Linked DNA regions of Mus musculus: region 1 is linked to region 2. A link is a loop called in an ENCODE intact Hi-C map of the cell type or tissue named here. Cell type or tissue: left cerebral cortex. All regions are shown on one strand. Links, peaks and the distances in the headings refer to the core of each region. The heading gives the core; the rest is flanking DNA.

Evidence for each region. Peaks named below come from ENCODE experiments on the same cell type or tissue, not always from the same donor. Only the 100,000 strongest peaks of a DNase experiment are listed, where the experiment ranks them.
Region 1: it touches region 2 in a loop (2.0-fold over the local background); 3 of 42 quality-filtered maps call a loop at or near these places.

Annotation. Positions count from the first base shown.
Region 1 is chr7:44,380,694-44,391,043 of GRCm38, forward strand. Syt3 (synaptotagmin III) reads left to right here and starts at 3,433. Exons shown (of 11, transcript NM_001114116.1): 1 at 3,433-3,483; 2 at 4,113-4,256; 3 at 5,263-5,428; 4 at 9,803-10,331. The coding sequence starts at 5,278. It also overlaps a transcript of 1700008O03Rik not described here. In left cerebral cortex, for the core only: a CTCF peak has its summit at 5,034; DNase peaks (open chromatin) are centred at 3,508, 3,927 and 4,679; H3K4me3 peaks cover 1,681 bases; H3K27ac peaks cover 2,286 bases.
Region 2 is chr7:44,436,944-44,445,934 of GRCm38, forward strand. Lrrc4b (leucine rich repeat containing 4B) reads left to right here and starts at 5,544. Exons shown (of 3, transcript NM_198250.1): 1 at 5,544-5,588; 2 at 7,932-8,269. The coding sequence starts at 7,967. In left cerebral cortex, for the core only: a CTCF peak has its summit at 6,723 (motif pointing left); DNase peaks (open chromatin) are centred at 4,811, 4,999, 5,716, 6,429 and 3 more places; H3K4me3 peaks cover 4,449 bases; H3K27ac peaks cover 4,792 bases.

The sequences.
Region 1 (10,350 bases), core at 2,294-7,293, 58 kb before region 2:
CGTGTTTATACTCCTCCTCCATCAGGCGTCCTTTCACATGTCTGCTTTAGCAAACCATCCTTTCACCTGTGTTCACCAGGAGAACATCATGTGATATAGCCACCTTCCCAAAGAAGCCAGAAACTTCCACTTCAGTCTTCCTCTTCCACTGTGTGAGGGCCAGGGATCAAACTCACGGCATCAGGCTTGGCTGCAAGCTCCTTCACACACTAGGCCATCTTGTCTGCCTGGAGACATTTGATGAATTGAAGAACTATATTACTTACTTTTTTATTAAGCCAAATAGGGTAGCCAGCACATTCTCTTTCCTGGTTTCCAGTTTTCCACGCCCAGCAGCAGCAAAACCCAAGGCCCTCAAATATCCTAGATGCACATAAAGTCAAGGCTCCAGATTCAGACCCAAATGCAGGGCTTCTGCGGACCTGCTTGTGTTTTAAATAAGACACAGACTTCTAAACAGTTTAAAGCCGTTGGCCTTTAGTTAGACCAGTCTCTCAGCTAGCTCATTTAAACTTTTCCTAACTTTTCCACCATCCACCTTTCCCTACAAGAGTCCTCACTACCTGCCTACAACTTCGTTCTCTCCTTTCTGCTTCCTTCAGTGTCTTCCTCCCTCTGTCTCTCTTTGAGTTTACCACATCTTCTATCTATCTCTTTATCTCTATCTCTATCTCTATCTCTATCTCTATCTCTATCTCTATCTCTATCTCTATCTCTCTCTCTATCTCTCTCTCTCTCTCTCTCTCTCTCTCTCTCTCTATCTCTATCTCTATCTCTATCTCTATCTCTATCTGCCTGGAAGTCCCAGCTCCATACTTCCTGACCCAGGTCTGGCCATCAGCTCTTTATTATACAAAAACCATATTTCAGCCTGAACTGATCAGCAGCAAGACAACACCTGACCATCCCTTAGGGTTTGCCTTTAGGCGATAAGGACTGCCGGATCCGCCTCTTTTGGGCAGATGAGGAATGACAAGCATATCATATAGAGAAGCATGGGCATAGCAATGGCACCACCAAAACCCTGCCCGCGTAGCTCTTAGTACAGGATTAACCATTGAAAACACAGGGGCACGCCTTCCAACAATGTAAAGGAAGGTTACCCCAACAATACCCAAAGGGACTTTCAAGCCACCTCAGTCATTTCCCATCTACGTGAGGCCTTGCCTTCGAGGACGCTCTTCCTTTCTCTCATTTGTCACATGCAGCTAAGGATCTAATGAACACCATAAGCACCAGTTACGGCAGCACCAAACACTAACTGATGGCAAGCATCGCAGCTCTACCGCCGAGCCCCTCCCCTCGCAGGCTTCTGCCACCGGATGCCACCACCAGCCCCTCCCCAAGGAGCACTAGACAGGTGCTCTGCAACTGAGCTCAGGATAATTTAATTTAATCTTCGAAATAATGGTGCAATATCTGATTTTTATTTCTAAATTATCATTTTCAGGCCCGGGAGAAAACTCATCAGTAAAGTGCTTACTGAGCAAACATGTTATGAGTTGTACCCCAGAACAACATAAAAAGCCAGGTGTGGTGGCAAGCCCCCACTTTAATTTCCTCTCTGGGAGGTAGAAGCAGATAGATCCATGGATCTCACAAGCCAGCCAAAAACTGAGACAGATGACACCCTGATACCTGTACATCGCATGTGCATGCATTCGCACGCACATACATGCACATACATGCACACGTGTGTACCAATTATCATCATCTTAGTGGGGTGTAGTGGTACCAGCCAGCAGTACTAGCACTCAGAAAGCAGAGGCAGGAGGATTACTAGTTCTCATCTGGTTTGGACTTCAGAGTAAAGCCTAGTGTCCAAACTTTTGTTTGTTCGTTGTTTGTTAATTTAAAAATCGTCCTCATTTTTAAAGAGAAAAAGTAAGGCAGTTAGGAACTAACCCAGCGGAAGTCATACAGTGTGCTGAGCTGGCATTAAACACGCATGCATTTTCCCGAGTCGCACAGATGGCTGGTTCTTGCTGCAGCTGCCTCGCAGCATCTGAGCTGCCTCAGACTCACAGTGTTTCTTTGAAGATGTGTCACGTGAAGCTGGCAAGCCCATCTGTGTGCACATTTCTGAGTGTGTGTCACCGCCTGGTCAGGCTGAGCTCCATGGCTGGCATGGAGCTGACTAGCCACTAAGGCCGTTCGCCGCACCTTTGGTGGCCAGGCCCCCGTGCATGCTTCCTCAGACTCCTGTGAGAAGATGCTAGCAGCATAAACATGGACCCTGGATGGAGCCAGCTATCTTTTTCGGAGGCTTCTGATATATAACAACTGCAAATTGCATGCATACGCTACAAGGGGAAGAGTTGCTTTGAACCCAGAGTCTCAGATATGCCAAGCAAACACTGGTTTTTTAGGCTATCAGACCAAGCGCTTTGCTTTCCTGGGAGATTCTACTAGACAAAGGCTCCACTTCTCATCAATGCCCCCAGCTCCTCACTGGAGGATTCTAGACAGGGCTTCTACTGCTGCACTACATCCCCAGCTCTCTCTTATTTTTGGACAGGGTCTCACTCAATCTGCAGAGGCTGGTCTTGAACTCATCCGTAGCCCAGGTTGACCTGGAACTTTCTATCCTCTTCCCTCCCCATCCAGAGCAACTGGGATGAAAGGTCTCTGCCATCAGGCCTTGGAAGCTGTGTTTATTTTGTATAACTGGCTGGCGGGAGGACAATAGCAATTGAGTGAGACACTAACTTCCAAGCCACCCCTCTGGGCTGCTTTTGTGTAGATCAGGACCTCGTGGGAGGAATTGAATCTCCACGGGCCTCAATTGTTCTGTGAAATGGGAATACCTTGATTGCATTCATCCTTATACCAAAGTGAATATTCCATGAGAAGCCATCTTCAAAGCTCTTAACTCCTAACATTGGTAATGGTGAGTGGCAATTTTCATTAGCTGCTATTAATGTGGTAAAAACCGGATGCTCTGTGCCTGTAAGTAGTCATTAAGCACCCACTTGGTGCCAGTGTTTTTGATGCACACTGACTGGTTTCTCAAACTACATCCCTTAGGAGATAATTTCATTGTATTGTGCTGGACATCGGGATCTGGGATGCTAAGAGTCTCAAGGGGACTAGGGCAGGATTCAAATCCAGTGCCTGTGGCTCTACCTAAAATATGAGACTTACTGTGGCCAGCTTTCATTCCAGCCTGCTCAGCTGTAAACCCTGAGATCTTGCTCCCTGGAGAAAGGAGTTTTTGTGGCCTGGGACCTCTGAATCCTAACCTTCTAGTTCCCTCAGGTGGCCTCTCAACTGGGGCGAAACTGCAACCAGAGTCCAGGGAGGTGCACACTAGGGCCATACGGATTTTGGCTTTTGGGTTGCATGGGCTGGCGGGGGAGGGGGGGGGAAAGGGCTTGGGAGGAGCCGAGGAGCTGCGACAGGGGTGGGGAGGAGCCAGGCGGGCACCGCGGCAGCGGGCAGGCGGGCGCGCGCGCGCTCCGGGCTGCAGCAGCCGGGGCTCCGGTGAGTCCGCCCCTCCCCCTCCCCCGCCCCAACCTCATCCCAAGGGGGCGGCCCCAAGTGGGGGCGCGGAGGTCGGTGCAAATAGGGGCGCATCTGGAGCTGGGGAGCTGAGTCTGCAGTGCCAGCTGGACGCTCCAGGGGAGGGGCACGTGGCCCTGGAAAAAGGGGGATCTTGATTCCAATACACCTGGGTGCACTTCACCCTTGCCCACCCATCCCCAGAGTATGGGGATTAGTGACCCATCTCATGACCCCTAAGTGATTAGAGCTACGTGACCTCTGGAGATCTTGGACTCCTTTCCCCTCTCCTGCAGCGTCTTGGGACCCTGACATTTTAACCCTTCCAGCACCACTCCCCCAAAAAATCCCATATTCTGCAGACCGGAGACGCATTGAGGACTTCAACTCCCAGCAGCCCTTGCAGCTCTGGTGCGATAAAGCTGCAGTAGCACTAGCAGCAAGACCAGCTGGGAGTTGTAGTCCCTAAGCTTTTAACTAGCTGCTGGGGGCACGGAGGTGGGAGGGGGCGGCTGGACCTCACCGGGGTCATCTGGGGTCGCGCAGCTACTTCGAGTCGGGCAAGATGCAAAGCTTGGGCTGATTTTTTCCCTCCCGATTTGGGTCCCTAGATCAGTCACCAGCCCCCCTTCTTGCCACCTGGCAAGCGTGGAGACCGGTCCGCAGCGGCTAGGCTCGTCCACCCTGCAATCCCCATGGGCTACCGCCCCCCGCCGCCTCGGCTGCCACCCAGGACAAGGCAGGGGTAAGCACAGGTGAGTCTGACCCTGGCCAAATGGCAGTCAGTCTTCCTTAGCAGCCTGGCTTCTCTTGACTGTCTGGCCCTCGTTCTTTCCCTCGGGGGGGGGGGGGGCTCTTTCCCACCGATGTCTAATGTCTAGCTCCAAACCTTACCTTGTGTTACTCCCTCCTCGCCCACCTCCACCTCTCTCTCCTGTTCTCCTTTTTTTTTTTTTTAAACTGACCATGCTTCTGTCTGTCTGTGTTCCCAACTCTCTTCTCTTGCCTTGTATCTGAGGTCTCCAGCCATTGTCTGGTTGTCCAACCTGGAATTCAGCATCTTTTCTCTCTCTCTTCTGATCTACCTGTGTCTCATTGGAAGGTATTTCTGCCCACACCCCTGCCTCCCTGGCTTCACTTCTCTCTGTGTGTGCACCATGTCTCGGATATAATGAAGTACACGCTGTTCCCCAGCCTCTGTCCTGAACCTCTATACTCCGAATTCTGTGTCTATCTTTCCCTGGCTACCCGACTTCACTTGGTCCTTTCCTCTTATCTCTATCTGTCCTCTTAGCTCCCCTTCTCTCAGCTCGGGGTTTCTGCCACACACCTGACTCTCCTTCCTCTGACCCTCCAGCAGTTTCCCACCCTAAGCCTCCCACCAATGATGTTGCAGCTGCCCAAAATGCTCTTACCTGCCACAGCCTGGCTGCCTACTGTTGATGGCTGCCTCCAACCTTCCTTTGGGTCTCAGAGTACCCATCCTGACTTTCAGTCTGTGGCCCCTTGGGGGCACATTCCTTTCGTCTGAGAGTACCTTGCCTTTTGGTGTGGCTCTGTTGATCCGTTTGCTCCTTAACCACTCTCATTAGATGGTGACCCCAAGAAGTGACTATAACATCTGTCATTTTCATCCTCTAATCCTGGTCCCCGAGCCACCACCTTCTGACCTTTGCCTCCCTACCAGACCTTCTCCCTCCTTCTCCCTGCACCTGTCCCTGTCTCTTTCTGCAGCTCTGCCCACCCCACTCTTAAGTATAGGATCACGTGGCCACTATGTCTGGGGACTATGAAGATGACCTCTGTCGGCGGGCGCTCATCCTGGTCTCAGACCTCTGTGCACGGGTCCGAGATGCTGATACCAATGATAGGTGTCAAGAGTTCAACGAACTGCGGATCAGAGGATATCCCCGGGGTCCGGATGCAGGTCAGAACCCCAGCTGTCCCAACTAGCCACTGACTGCTACCCAACTCCATAAGGGCAAAGACTTGGGAAGGTCAGAGCAGAGCCACTCAGCTTTCACTCCCTTTATGGCTAGCTCCATTGAGAGCCTTGCCTCTGTCTTTGCTTTATCTCCAAACCACTGAAATGGGAGAAATAGCTGTGTGCTTGGTCCATCTAACCCCTGACCTTAGAGTTTTGTCCCATAGGCCTACCTCTTCCTAATTACAGCCATGAAATATCCCTGTCAGAAATCATGAATTGAATCCTTTTTTTTTTTTTTTGAGGTGAGGAGGAAGTTGGGGATCAGATAAAGCATTATGGAGGCCTGGTTGGTCTCAAACTTAAAATAACCCTCCTGCCTCAGTCTCTCAGGTGCTGGGATTACAAATATGAACCACCATAGCTAGCTCTAGAAAAATTCATTACACCAAAAAGCTACAGACTAAGTCAGCCAAAGGATGTGTTGGTTGTGAGGCAGAGTCCAGAAAGCATGACTGTCCAGTGTTTCCTTCCAGTCAGGTCACAGGTCATCCTTAATTCTCTTGTTATATTGGTATGTGACTCCTTACCCACCAGAGAGGTTCCCCAAACCTTAGTGCTTAGGGTTTTTGTTGGAGTTTGGGCATGTGATTCATTCATTAGCTTTTGTGTCACTATGGCCAAATTCTTGATGGAAGCAAAGGAGGGGCAGTTTACTTAGCTCATGAGTTCAGAGGTGTAGCTCTATCATAAGAAGAAGGCAGTCACATTATGGCCAACTGGGATACAGGATCCTGGAGGTGCTGGTCCTACCTAGCTTTCCTATTATACTGCATTTGGGTCTCCAGGGCATAGGGCAACGCTGGCTGTATTCAGGGTGGGTCTTCTCCTTCCAAGAGTCCTCTCTGGAAATGCCTTTGCATACACAGACATGTTTGTGCATGCACTGGTGTGCATGCATTTGGAAATCAGAGAACTCTTTAGGAACCATCCACTTTTTAAAAATTTATATTTGTTTTATGTGTCTACATATTTTTGACTGCATGTATATCTGTGCACCACATATCTACTGGTGTCCACAGAGGCCAAAATAGGCTGTTAGATCCCCTGGAACTGGGGTACTGGAGCCACTATGTGGGTGCTAGGAATTAAATTCAGGTCCTCCATGAGAGTAGCACGTGCTCTTAACGGCTGGCATACACCTTTTGTAGTTTTTGAGACAGGCTCTCTCATTGGCCTGAAGCTCATCAGGTGGGGTTGGCTGCATGGCCAGGGAGTCCAGAGATCTGCCTGTCTCTGTGTCTGTGGGTGCTGGGATTACACATGTGCACCAGCATGTCTGGTGATTTTTATGCAGTTCTGGAGCTCAAACTCAGGTCCTTTTGCTTACAGGACAAATACTTCACTGACTGAGCCATCTCCCCAGCCCCATGCTTTGCATTTTGATATAAGGTCTCACTCTGTAACCCAGACTGGCTTAAAACCCATTATGAAGCCAGATTGGCCTTCAACTCACAGCAATCCTCCTATCTTAGCCCCTAGGAACTAAAATGACAGACATGAGCCGCCCACAGCTAGCTCCTAGGTAGATCTAAATCTAGTCGGATTGACAATGAAGAGCAAGCATCACAAGTAAATGGGGTGGACTGTCTGCATGGCAGCTCTTAATCTTTAGCTCTTCCAGCGATAGGCTTTGGGCCCAATGTCATTTAGCATTGTCCTTGACTGCCCAGCATGGCACAAGACAACAGGGAGGGGCATCCCAAGAGCTTGGAGCTCTCAGATGTGTGCCTGCTCTGACAGGTTCCCACCTAGGGGCTGGTCAGGCTTGGAGAGGGTGTACCTTTTGCTCTAGGTTCACTGCTGCTCTGGCCTTGCACTCTCTGAGCTGTGCAGACAAGTAAAGGGAGCAGGAGAGGCCTGAAGGATCCAGAGGTCTCCGATGGGGATCTTGTACTGGCAAAGTTAGAAGCATCTGACTAGTCGGCTACGTGACTCCCATGTCCTGGTCCATCTCATGCACAAAAGGCTGCTAAAATCCTGGACTCTGGCTTCAGTAGCATCCAGGGCTCTCAGTAGGAAGGATGGATATGTAGCTAGGAGCACCCTAAGGGAGGCGGCAAGATGAAGCTCAGAGTCCTTGCACAAGTACCTCGCACAGCTTCCTGAGACATCCCTTTTCCCACAGCCTCAGTCTTTGCAGCTGGGACATGAGATCTATCACATTTAGGTCACACAGTAGCATGAGGATTAATGTCACACCCTGCTTTTGTATCACCAGATGATCTAGCAATAAGAGGTGTTTCCTTCTTTCTGACTGTTCCCTGAACACAGCAGTTATGGTTGGATGTCTCAGCTGGCAATGCCTGAGTTACTTGCCTCGGCCCAACATGGTTCTCCATATACAAAGAACAAGGACTCATCCTTGTTCTAACTCCAATCCAAGGAGTGACCTCCAAAATAAATTCTCACAGCCTAGAGAGTTACATCCATGAAACCTTTCTCCTGGTATCATTAGGAAAGGAGCCATATACCATAAAACCCCATTCCCAGTATTAATTACTAAAAAGCCAAAAAACATTGATAGTAAGAGCCAGGCGTGGTGGCAGGGTAGCATTCGGAAGGCACCAGTTAGGGCTGGTGAGATGGCTCAGCAGGTAAGAGCACCGACTGTTCTTCCGAAGGTCCTGAGTTCAAATCTCAGCAACTACATGGTTAGCTCACAACCACTGTAATGAGATCTGACTCCCTCTTCTGGTGCGTCTGAAGTCAGCTACAGTGTACCTATTTATAATAATAAATAAATCTTTTTAAAAGGGGGGGGGAGGGCCAGGCGAGGTGGCGCACGCCTTTAAGCACTTGGGAGGCAGAGGCAGGTGGATTTCTGAGTTCAAGGCCAGCCTGGTCTACAGAGTGAGTTCCAGGATAGCCAAGACTACACAGAGAAACCCTGTCTCAAACCAATAACAAAAAACAAAACAAACAAACAAACAAAAAAAACGAAGGAGAAGGAGAAGGAGGAGGAGAAGAAGGAGGAAAAGAAGAAGGAGAAGAAGAAGAAGAAGAAGGAGAAGGAGAAGGAGAAGGAGAAGGAGAAGGAAGGAGGAGAAGGAGAAGGAGAAGGAGAAGGAGCAGAAGGAGGAGGAGAAGGAGGAGAAGGAGGAGAAGAAGAAGGAGAAGGAGGAGAAGGAGGAGGAGGAGGAGAAGGAGAAGAAGGAGGAGAAGAAGAAGAAGGAGAAGGAGAAGGAGAAGAAGAAGAAGAAGAAGAAGAAGAAGAAGAAGAAGAAGAAGAAGAAGAAGAAGAAGAAGAAGAAGAAGAAGAAAAGAAGAAAGAAGAAGAAGAAAGAAAAGAAGAAGAAGAAGAAGGCGGCAGCACCAGTTAGCGTGTCATATGTGACCACAGTCATGAGACTGATTATCTGAATAAAGAAGTCTCTCTCGGGCCACTAGTCACCAAAAAGTAATGATCTTTGAAAGAAAGAGCATAGATTTTGAAGTGTGGCACCTGTGGTGTATGGGGGGAGTGTGGGGTGGGGGTGGGGGTGAGGATGGAGGTGAGGAGTATGTGCAAGTATGCACTGCACACAAGGGAGGCCAGAGGTCAACCACAGATGCTAACAGATGCTATTTCTCGGGCACCGTCCACTTTGTTTTTTGAAACAGACTCACTGTTCACGAAGTAAGCTCGGCTGACTTGCCAGCAAGCTCCTAAGGATCCAGTTGACTCTCTCTCCCCAGTGCTGGGGTTACAAGTACATACTATGCTGCCCAGCCTTTCTGTGTAGGTGCTGCGAATCCAAACCCAGATCTCGCACTTGGGCAGAGAGGTCTCGCCTCAGTCCCCATTCATAACCTCCTGTCTCTGGACCTCCACTTCCTGTTGTTAGAGCAGGACTGATATGTTGTCAATCTCCCAGGGTACCCTGAGGTACTAGTTATATTGTCACATCTCAACGAATGTTTGCTACTGTATTCTTCTACCTGTCATTTGCCTTCATTGCCATCAACTGCAACAAAGAACAGAGTAGATTTATCCCGCTTGCCAAACACTGAGTGAAAGCCTCGTACAAGTTAAGGTGGCTTCCCAAGGATAGATAGCAAAATTTTTCCTGCATTGTCTCTAAGCTTTTGGGGGTCTTGTCCTTCAGAAATGCCCTATGACGGAGAAGCAACATGAGCTAGAGAGAACAAAACCTGGACACAGTCTTCAGGACCTGCTACCCACAGAATGTGACAGCCACAGACTGTAAAACAACCATTATAAACTGGGACCATAGCAGAAGCACAGAATTCAAACTCAGTTGTACTGAGAAAGTAGTCAGGGCAACACTGACTTGGCCCCACATGACCCATGACCTCTCTCTTCACTCTTTCCAGATATTTCCGTGAGCCTGCTGTCAGTCATCGTGACATTCTGTGGCATCGTCCTCTTGGGTGTCTCCCTCTTCGTGTCCTGGAAGTTGTGCTGGGTGCCCTGGAGGGACAAAGGAGGCTCAGCAGTGGGTGGTGGCCCCCTGCGCAAAGACTTAGCCCCTGGGGTTGGGCTGGCAGGCCTGGTAGGAGGTGGTGGGCACCACCTAGGAGCCAGCCTCGGTGGTCATCCCCTGCTGGGTGGCCCACACCATCATGGGCACACAGCCCACCATCCACCATTTGCGGAGCTGCTGGAACCAGGTGGTCTTGGGGGCTCTGAGCCGCCAGAACCTTCCTACCTGGACATGGACTCATATCCAGAGGCTGCTGTGGCCTCTGTGGTAGCTGCTGGAGTCAAACCAAGCCAGACATCCCCTGAGCTGCCTTCTGAGGGTGGAACAGGTTCTGGGCTGCTCCTGCTGCCTCCCAGTGGTGGGGGCTTACCCAGTGCCCAGTCTCATCAGCAGGTCACAAGTCTAGCACCCACCACAAGGTGAGAAAGGGTATCGGGC
Region 2 (8,991 bases), core at 3,992-8,991:
AGCCTCCACCTTCCCAGCCTCCACCTTCCCAGCCTCCACTTCCCCATCCTCTACCCCCACTCCATCCCTCCCCAGCCTCTATTCCTTCCCAGCCTCCAGCCCCCCAGCCTCCACTCTCCCAGCTTCCACCCTGCCACCTCCCACCCCCCAGATCCTACCCCCAGACTCCACTCCCCCAGTCTCCATACCCCAGACTCCATACCCCAGACTCCACCCCTCCAGATTCCACCCCCCCAGACACCACTCTGGCTTCTCCACTCCAGGCAGAAGAGATGGGTTTTTGGCTTCCATGGCTCAATTACCCTGTCCCTGACTGTTCCCAGTAGCCTGCTGGCTAGAGGAGACCCCTCCTGCACACTTGTGACCCCACCTTGGCTCACACTCATGTGTCCTCTGGCCTGAGGTTGCTCAGTAGTGTGTGCCCAGCTGCCAGCATGAGAGCAGAGGTTGGGACTGTGAGCCTGCATTTGGGGACCTGATCCCTGTCACCTTCTAGTGGGAGATAGACAGCCGAGAGGCCAGGAAGTGGCTACATAGAGATTTGGTGACATGTCACCAGAACAGAGACCAGATTTGGGGGAGATGCATAGACCAAGAAGGAGAGAAGCCAAGCCCATCCCTAGGAATGTCCTGAGAGGCCACCATGGTGTGCCATAGACACTGGCTGTGCTGGGGGACACCTGAGTAGCCCTGGGCACTCAGGTCACTGCTCTGCCCTTTTCTCAAGGACTCTCTACTCGATGGTGAGAGGACATCAATGCTGGGGTTATGTGTTCACTCTTATTCTGAAAGCCCTGGGGGCATGCACAGGCAGAGGGACACCTCTGCACTTATTTCCTTCCACCCGGAGCCTACACCACCTGCCCCCTCTCCCAGCCTTGCTTATGACTTCTGTCCAAGAAGAAGGAAGTCCTCAGCTATGGAGCTGTGGAGCCTCTTCTCCGCACAGAGTTGTGGAAGTCCTCCTTTAGCTCTGACCACCACCCCTCTCACTACCTACCATGCAGCAGGCAGTTCCCTCTCTTGTCCTCACCTGATGAACTTGCTCAGGCACAGGAGTGTGGCCAACAGGAATGCTTTCTGCCTCCCATTTCTCCTCACCCCACCTCCCCTGGGTCCCCTGAGTTTCCGATCTGCCATCTGCCTGAATCCTCTCAGGCACCGTGCCCAAGATGTATCTATCCCTGAGCCGAGCTGGGTGAGCATCATTGTCAGAGGGCTTAGCATCTTGCTTGAGCACCTGGACCCCGGGGGTCTCCGGCCTCTGTCCTCGGCCACACTCCAGCCCACTCAGCTCTCTGGCTTCTCCATTCTTCCGGCTCTGCACATTCAAGGCCTTTGCCCTAGGCAGTCCTGCCTGGCCGCAGCCAGTGTCTCTGACTCCTCTGCATCCGCATCTGAACCTGAGAGTGGGGCCTTGGCTGAACCTTCCAGGGGCCTGAGGAGTGTTCTGTGTTGGGTGCCCTGGGGCTAGGACAGAGGGACAGGGCTGTAGCTGACTACTGGTTGGCTACTTGGCCAGCTATCCCACAGTGACCTCTGTGGGACTTATCACTGTGGTCCCTGGAGTCCTATGAATGACTCCTGGAGGCTATGAGTGTGTGTGTGTGTGTGTGTGTGTGTGTCATGGTTTTTCTTTTTTTTAAACAGTTATTTATAGTTTTGTGTGCGCATGTGCGTGTGGTCAGAGGACAACTTGCAGGATCTGTTCTCTCCCCACATCAAACTCAGATCCTCTGGCTTGGCTGCAGGCAGTTTACCCACTAAGCCAGCTCATCTTGTTTTTCAACAGGGTCTCTCATTGGCCCAGAGCTCACCTATTTGCCTGGGCTGGCTAGCTGGCAAGCCCAGAGATCCTGCTTCCTTCTTTCTCTTCCTCCCCCTCTCCCTCCCCCCCTCCTCCTTCCCTCCCCCCTCCTCCTCCAAGTATACCTCCAAGTCTAGCTTGCCTACATTGCTTCTGGTGACTGAACTCAAGCAAGCATTTTACCCAAGAAGCACTCATCCCAGATAGATAGATAGATAGATAGATAGATAGATAGATAGATAGATAGATAGATAGATAGGGGCTGGAGAGATGGCTCAGCGGTTAAGAGCACTGACTGCTCTTGCAGAGGTCCTGAGTTCAATTCCCAGCAACCACATGGTGGCTCACAACCATCTGTAATGAAATCTGATGCCCTCTTCTGATGTGTCTGATGACAGCTACAGTGTACTCATATACATAAAATAAATAAATCTTTAAAAAGATAGATAGATATGTGTGTATGCATGTATGTATATATGTATGTATTGGCAGTACTTGCAATGAACCTTGGGCTTTTTTGCAGACTAGGCAAAAACTCTACTATACCCCCAACCCCTCACTGGGGGTCTAGATGCATGCTTTACTGCTGAGCTACATCCCCAACCCACTTTTTCTTTAGAGACAGAATCTTATTAAGTTGCCCAGGCTGGCCTTGAACTTGCCATTCTTCTACTTAGCCTCTGCATAGCAGGGATAACAAGTCTGTGCCTCTATGCCTATCCTCTTTCCTAACTCTATATTGGACCTTGAGCCAATGTCTAAACCTATCTGTGAAATGGGGAGTGCCAGCAGTTCTTAGAGGGCTGCTGCCCAGAGAGCAGCTTTTTCCTCGGGAACCACTGCATAAGGGTGTGGTATCCATGCTGGTAATAGAGTCACAGCTGTGTGCTGTGAGCCTGCTCCAATGCAACCTGAGCCTGGAACTGGTGCAGGTGCACACTCAGAAAGAGCAGCTAGCCTGCTCTCTGCACCAGTTTGGCCAGTGTATAGCTCCATGAGCAGGTTCTGGTTCCAAGCAAAGATGAGACTCCCCTAGTGACAGATTAGTTAGAGGGGCACCTAGCAATGCACTGGGATCTAGCCAGCCAGATGGGACTGTGGCAAAGAGGGACGGAGGAGGACCTGAAACACAGGTGTCCAGTGAAAGGCAGTGACCTCCTAGGGTGGAGACCTCAGGTGAAGAGATGTTCCAGACTTGGGCAGCTCTTAGAGTGTGCCAGGACTGGGTGCCAGTGCATCTGTGACAAGAGGCAGAGATGGATCCTAACAGCGCAGGTGTGAAGCCAGGCATCCATACAGTGTGTCCATTCCTCCTCTCATCTGGCATTCCCTGAGCCTACCAGGATCTGTCACAGGTTTCAACACCAAACAGAAACCAAAGCCGATGAGACCCCACTCTTGGAGAAAGTGAATTCCAGTAGCTATGGTCTGAGAGATTAGGTAACCTGAGGGAGAAAGAACCAGGCATCATTCAGTGAGAGCGGTGTCAGAGGGATACAGGCAGAGTGAAGAACAACCACAAAGCCTCGCTCGCCCTCAGCCCCAGGCTGGTGCTCAGCTCCAGGAGGGAGGTCAGAGCAGAAGCTGACTGAGGAGTGAGGTTTTTAACCTTTATCTGTGTGATTCAGAAGTTGCTGGAGGGCCCTGAGCAGCAAAGGGAGGGATCTGGCTGGTCACTTGAGGGACCAGACACACTGTGGAGCAGAGTCCAGGCAGGAGTGAGGTGATGGCTAGGTCAGGAGCTAGCTGAGCATGAGCTGAGACAGGACAGCCTGTGTTCAGAACACTACTCTTTCAACCTCCAGCCACTATGGCAGGCAGCCTGTACTACCCTCCTCACAGTGAAGGACACCAGAACTCAGAAACTGAGGCCATATGGCAAAGAGGCAGATTCAGAAATCCAGCTCAGCCCCTTCCCAGAGCTCTAACTAGCACTACTTGCATTTGTGGGTCATGGTATGCTGAGCCTTGTACCCATTCGTAAGCACTTGGCATATGCTTCAGTGCCTGGCACAGAGTGGGGGCTTCATAAATAGGTTTTAGATAGAGTAAGTGGAAAAGGGAGGGGTGATAGATGGGCAGATATAAAGAGGTAGAAGGATGGATGGATGGATGGATGGATGGATGGATGGATGAATACATAAAGGGATGGGTAGAGACATAAATGAGTGAAGATAAATCAATAAATGGATGGCTGATGCATGGATAAAGAATGGAGAGATGGCTAACGGGATGGATGAATAGGTATGTAGATAAGGGAATTTATGAATGGATGAATGGATGGACGGGTAGCAGAAGAGATGGATGCATGGATAAAGGGTTGGATGGACAAGGAAAGAAATAGGTAAATGGAAGGATAGATATATAGATAAGAGGATGGATAGATGGGTAGAGGGTGGATACATAGATGGACAGATGGATGGATGGATGTTGGATGGAGGAGTGGGTTGATAGGTGGATATATAGATGACTGTATGGGTATATGGATAGATAGATGAATGGCTGTATGGACAGATAGAAGGAAGCATGGATAGATGAAGGGACACATGAAGTGAATAGCAAAGTGTAGCTTCACAGCCTGTTCTGCAGAGGGCACCAGGAGGTGGGTATTAGTCTGTGGCTGGGGGGGGGTTGGCATCAGGGGTAGCTTTCTTTGTGGCAAGAATGAGTGCTGGTCTCAGCTGAAAGGTTGATGGTGACATGGGCCTAAGTTGGCTGGCATAGGTTGACTGGAATACTGGAATGGGGTTGAATCAGCAGCTGCATGAGGTAGTGGGGGGACCTAGAGCAGATGCAGGAGCGCCAGGGTGGACCCTGAGGATGTAGGAGGGATGTCTTGGTCCAGCGGCATGGAGTCCATGCTGCCCAGCCTGGTTCTGCAGCCGAGGCTGCTGTGTGTGTGTGTGTGTGTGTGTGTGTGTGTGTGTGTGTGTGTGTGTGTGTGTGCCTGCCATGAGGCTCTAGCTTGGCACAGTCCAAACCCCTCTCCCCTGGCAGCACAGCCGACAACCTTCCTCCCCCGCTTCCCCCGACCTTCCCTGACTGCCCAGAACCAACGGGTTAATTAGATAACGGAGCCTTTGATTAGCGGGGGAGGGGGAGGCCACCCCCTGGCCGAGCTAGCTGGGAGGGGGGAGTTGAGTGAGGGTGGAGGGAAGGAGGAAGGGAGCGCCCTCCCCGCTGGAAGGAGAGAAAGAAGGAGGGAGGGGGCGGGGAGGGAGCGAGCTGGGCTCTGCACTGCCGTGTGACTAGAAATTGTAATCGCAGAGAAAGGGAGCAAGGCAGAGCTGGGAGAGAGACAAGGAGGCAGGCCCCAGGACAGACAGACGGACAGTGGGAACCTGACTGAGCCAGGCTCCCAGCAATGACAGACTGACAGGGACAGTGGAGGAGGAGGACAGACCGACAAGAGGTCTGGGGGTCCTCGGGGAGACAAGACAGAGTCGGGGAGCTGGGGAGAGGGGCAGAGGCTGTGTCTGTGAGTGAAGAGAAAGGAAGCTGGTGTTGGGGGGAGTAAAGTGGGGGACACAGGACCACAGGAGGCAAGGGCTTGCTCGTGTGGTGGCCAAGAGAAAAAGGCCAGGCTCCCCTAGAGGGTGGGGAGGGCGACAGACGGGGGGGGGTGCAGGGAGACCCAAGAAGCCCCTGCGCCCCCCCCCTCAGCACAAGCTCAACGGGAAGCAGTAGGAAGCTGGGGTGGCAGGGCCCCGGGCAACTGCAGGCATGTGGAGGGGGGGGCCTGGGGCACAGAGAGAAGGCCATCGGAAGCCAAGCCGCCAGGGTGAGTGTCCCTCAGAGTGTGTGCTCTGGGAGCGGGGAGACAAGGACAAGGAGATGGTGGTGGCAGGAGAGGCGGGAGGGGAGGGAGGGGAGCTGCTACTGCAGAAGCCTCGACGGGGTGTGCACTGGCAGCCTTGGTGGGGGAGGAGACCCGGGCGCTGGCCTGGGGGATGGTGGGCTCGGTGAGCACAGACCCTTGGCTGGTCGTTGCCAGAGTATCAGGAAGTGGGGATCGTGGAGCCGAGTGGACTGAGGAGAAAGCTCCCTGGCCACATGTGTGGGAACAAAGGCCCCCGGCCCCTGCCGAGGCAAGCTAGTGAAGGCAGCGTGTGGTGGCCAGCCCTGAGGCGGTGGGGGGGTGGGGGGGTTCTGCCTCTCTGTCTTTCTGTCTATCTCTCGGTCTCTCGTGCCTCCGCTTCTCTGATCCTGTCAGTCTCTGCTCCTGGGTCCATCTCTCCATCTCCGTCTTTTTGTCTATTTCTCTGTTTCTGCCTCTCTGTCACGGTCTCTGTCCCTTGGCCTCTGTCTATCTCTGTGCCGGTTTTTGTCTTTGTCTTTTCCCCCCCTTTTCTATCTTTGTCTCTGTTTCCGTGCCTCTCACCATCTCTGTCATTTTCTCTTGGTCTGTCTCTCTGTCTCCATCTCTGTTTCTTTTTATCTCTGTCTCCATCTCTGTCTCCATTTCCAGCCCTGCCTTCACACACTTGCTCCAATACACGGCGGCGGCACACATATTTCTATCTGGGTTAAAATCTTGGAGGCTACAGGAGTGTGTGTGTGTGTGTGTGTGTGTGTGTGTGTGTGTGTGTGTGTGTGTGCTTGCTCGCGCGCTCGCGTGCTTGCGCGCTCATGCGCACCTGCATGGGGGGCAGGCAGCCCTGTGTCCATGGATTAGAGAGGCCGTGTGTGAGGGTGTGTCTGTCTCTGCTGTTTGTGTGAGTGGGTGGGTGATCATGTTTATGGGGACCCCTCTCCCCCTACTGCCCCCCCGTTTCAGGGGATTCTATGTGTGTGAGCACTCAGGGGTGCCATGTGGAGGGACCATTGGGAGCCAGAGGGTAAGTCCTGAGGCCAGACCCCCTCTGCCACCCAGTGGGCCTTGACAAGGCACAAAATCCAGCAGCTTCCGCCCTCCACAGGCAGGAGCGGCTGATGCATAGGAAGGGCGCCTGCTGTGCTGGCTGCAGTCACTGCCCTATCTGCGCGCCATTTGGTTAGCCTGAGTCCCTCCCCCCGGGACTCAGGAAAACAGGGGATAGGATGGGGGGGGGTGTACAATGACCCTGAATTCCTGCATCCCAGACACAGACATGGGGGTCCCTACTGCTCCATCCCCACTCCATCAGCTCCTCAGCCCTGTCCTGCGACAGCCGCTGGCACAGGTCCCGCCACAGGCTGTGTTCCCTTGGAGCACCTGCAATCTTGAGGCCCATGGGCACTGCTATAGTCTCCAACAGGGCCACCACAGGGTGGGGGCACCCCAACAGCCTCCCACCTCCTGCCAGAAACCCAGCTACCTCCTGTCCCCTCTCGATTACCTCTCCTCCAAGTCTAGGACAGGACAGGGCCTGAGTGGAGTGAGGGATGACCCCAGGGTGGGCAGGAGGGCATACAGAGATGGGCCTTCATGTCTGGTTCTGGTGCCCGTACACCTGGACAGAGACCTGCAGGGAGGGATGGAGGGATGGGACGCTGCCTCCCAGGGGACCTGCAACCCGCTTGGTGTGTGATAGGAGTTGATCAGTGTTGCTTTTCACCCCGGCAGAGCCTTTGCCTCATTGTCTGTCTGTCTGTCCCTCTATCTCTACATACTTACCTGTCTAACTGAACTCAATGCAATGACACAACTTAAAAAAAATTTTTTTAACAAACAGTTCTAGGGGTGGAAACAAAGGCCTTGAGCATCCTGGGAATGTGCCCCACCGCCCAGCCACATGTTGACTTTTTAGTTTTGAACGAGGTCTCACTGCATTGCCCAGGTTGGCTCTGGATGTACTCTCTCTAGCCCAGGCCAGTCTGCAACTTTCAATGCTCCTGCCTCGACATCTTGAGCAACTACAAGGGCAGTCCTGCGACCCCAGGCCTGGCAGGACCTAAGTTTGAATCTAGCTGACGTTGCCATTTACTAACCAAGTGACCTTGGGCACAAATGTCCTCTCTCTTGCCTCATTTATCCTTTCTGCAGAATGGCCCAGAGGAGGATGAGGTCTGGCACAGGAAGGCCAAGTCCCTGTAACTTTGGTTCTGAGCAGGGGTAGGGACTTCTGGTGGAACTGAGCCTGATGAAGCTCAGGCAGCCTGAGTCCCTGTTGCTTACTGACCAACACCCTCTCTTCTCCCACAGCCCCCCAGCGTGCCCTCGGAGTATGAACATTGAGGATGGCGCAGGCCCACATCCGCGGCTCCCCGTGCCCCTTGCTGCCGCCTGGTAGGATGTCCTGGCCCCACGGGGCTCTCTTGCTCCTGTGGCTCTTCTCCCCACCCCTGAGGGCTGGTGGGGGCGGTGTGGCCGTGACCTCAGCCGCTGGAGGAGGCTCCCCGCCAGCCACCTCCTGCCCAGCCGCCTGCTCCTGCAGCAACCAGGCCAGCCGGGTGATCTGCACGCGGAGGGAGCTGGCCGAGGTGCCAGCCAGCATCCCTGTCAACACCCGCTACCTGAACCTGCAAGAGAACAGCATCCAGGTGAGCCCGCCTCCGCCGCTGATTGGCCCGTGGGTCAAGGCACAAAGGGTGCAAGCCTCTGCCTCCCTCCTCATCCCTCTCATCCTGGAGTTCCTGGTGTCTGCGCACGGATTCACGTCCTCGCCCCGCCCACCTTTGCGATATATTTCCATGTAGGCTGTGTACGTTTTCCTGGGGTGCCTGTCACACCCCCACACCACAGTACAGGGTGCCTTGAGGTAGCCAGGAGAGGCCCTTCCACTTCACCATCGCTTGTGTTGGCCTGACCTGGCATCTCCAGAAAACCTCAATGTCTTCTTCTAGTGGGGGCTGGTTTCCTTCCGGTCCTGGAGAACTGGCTGGGTGAATGATGGGGGCCAAGGGGCTCAGGGTTTAGGGTTGGTACTGGCAGAGTGGTGAGTGGAGGCTGCAGGTGACTTTAGCTGCCTTTTGGCTGGTGTACAACCTTCCCCGTGCGGTGGGGCTAGGGGCTGTGCTGGTGGCAGAGTGAGCTGTTGGGAGCCGCCTCCCACCTCTGCGCTGTGACATTTGGAACAGGTCTTTCTACAGCGGGGAGGCTGAGGTGGGGCTGTCCTGAGTGCTGCAGATTGCTCAGCAGCGCCCCAGCCAGCCATCAGCTGTCTGCAGACCCAGTGTCTGTGAGCAGACATGGTGCTCACCCCCATGAGGATTTTGTTGTTGGTTGGTTGGTTCTTGGGTTTTGTTTTGCTTTTCTATCTATG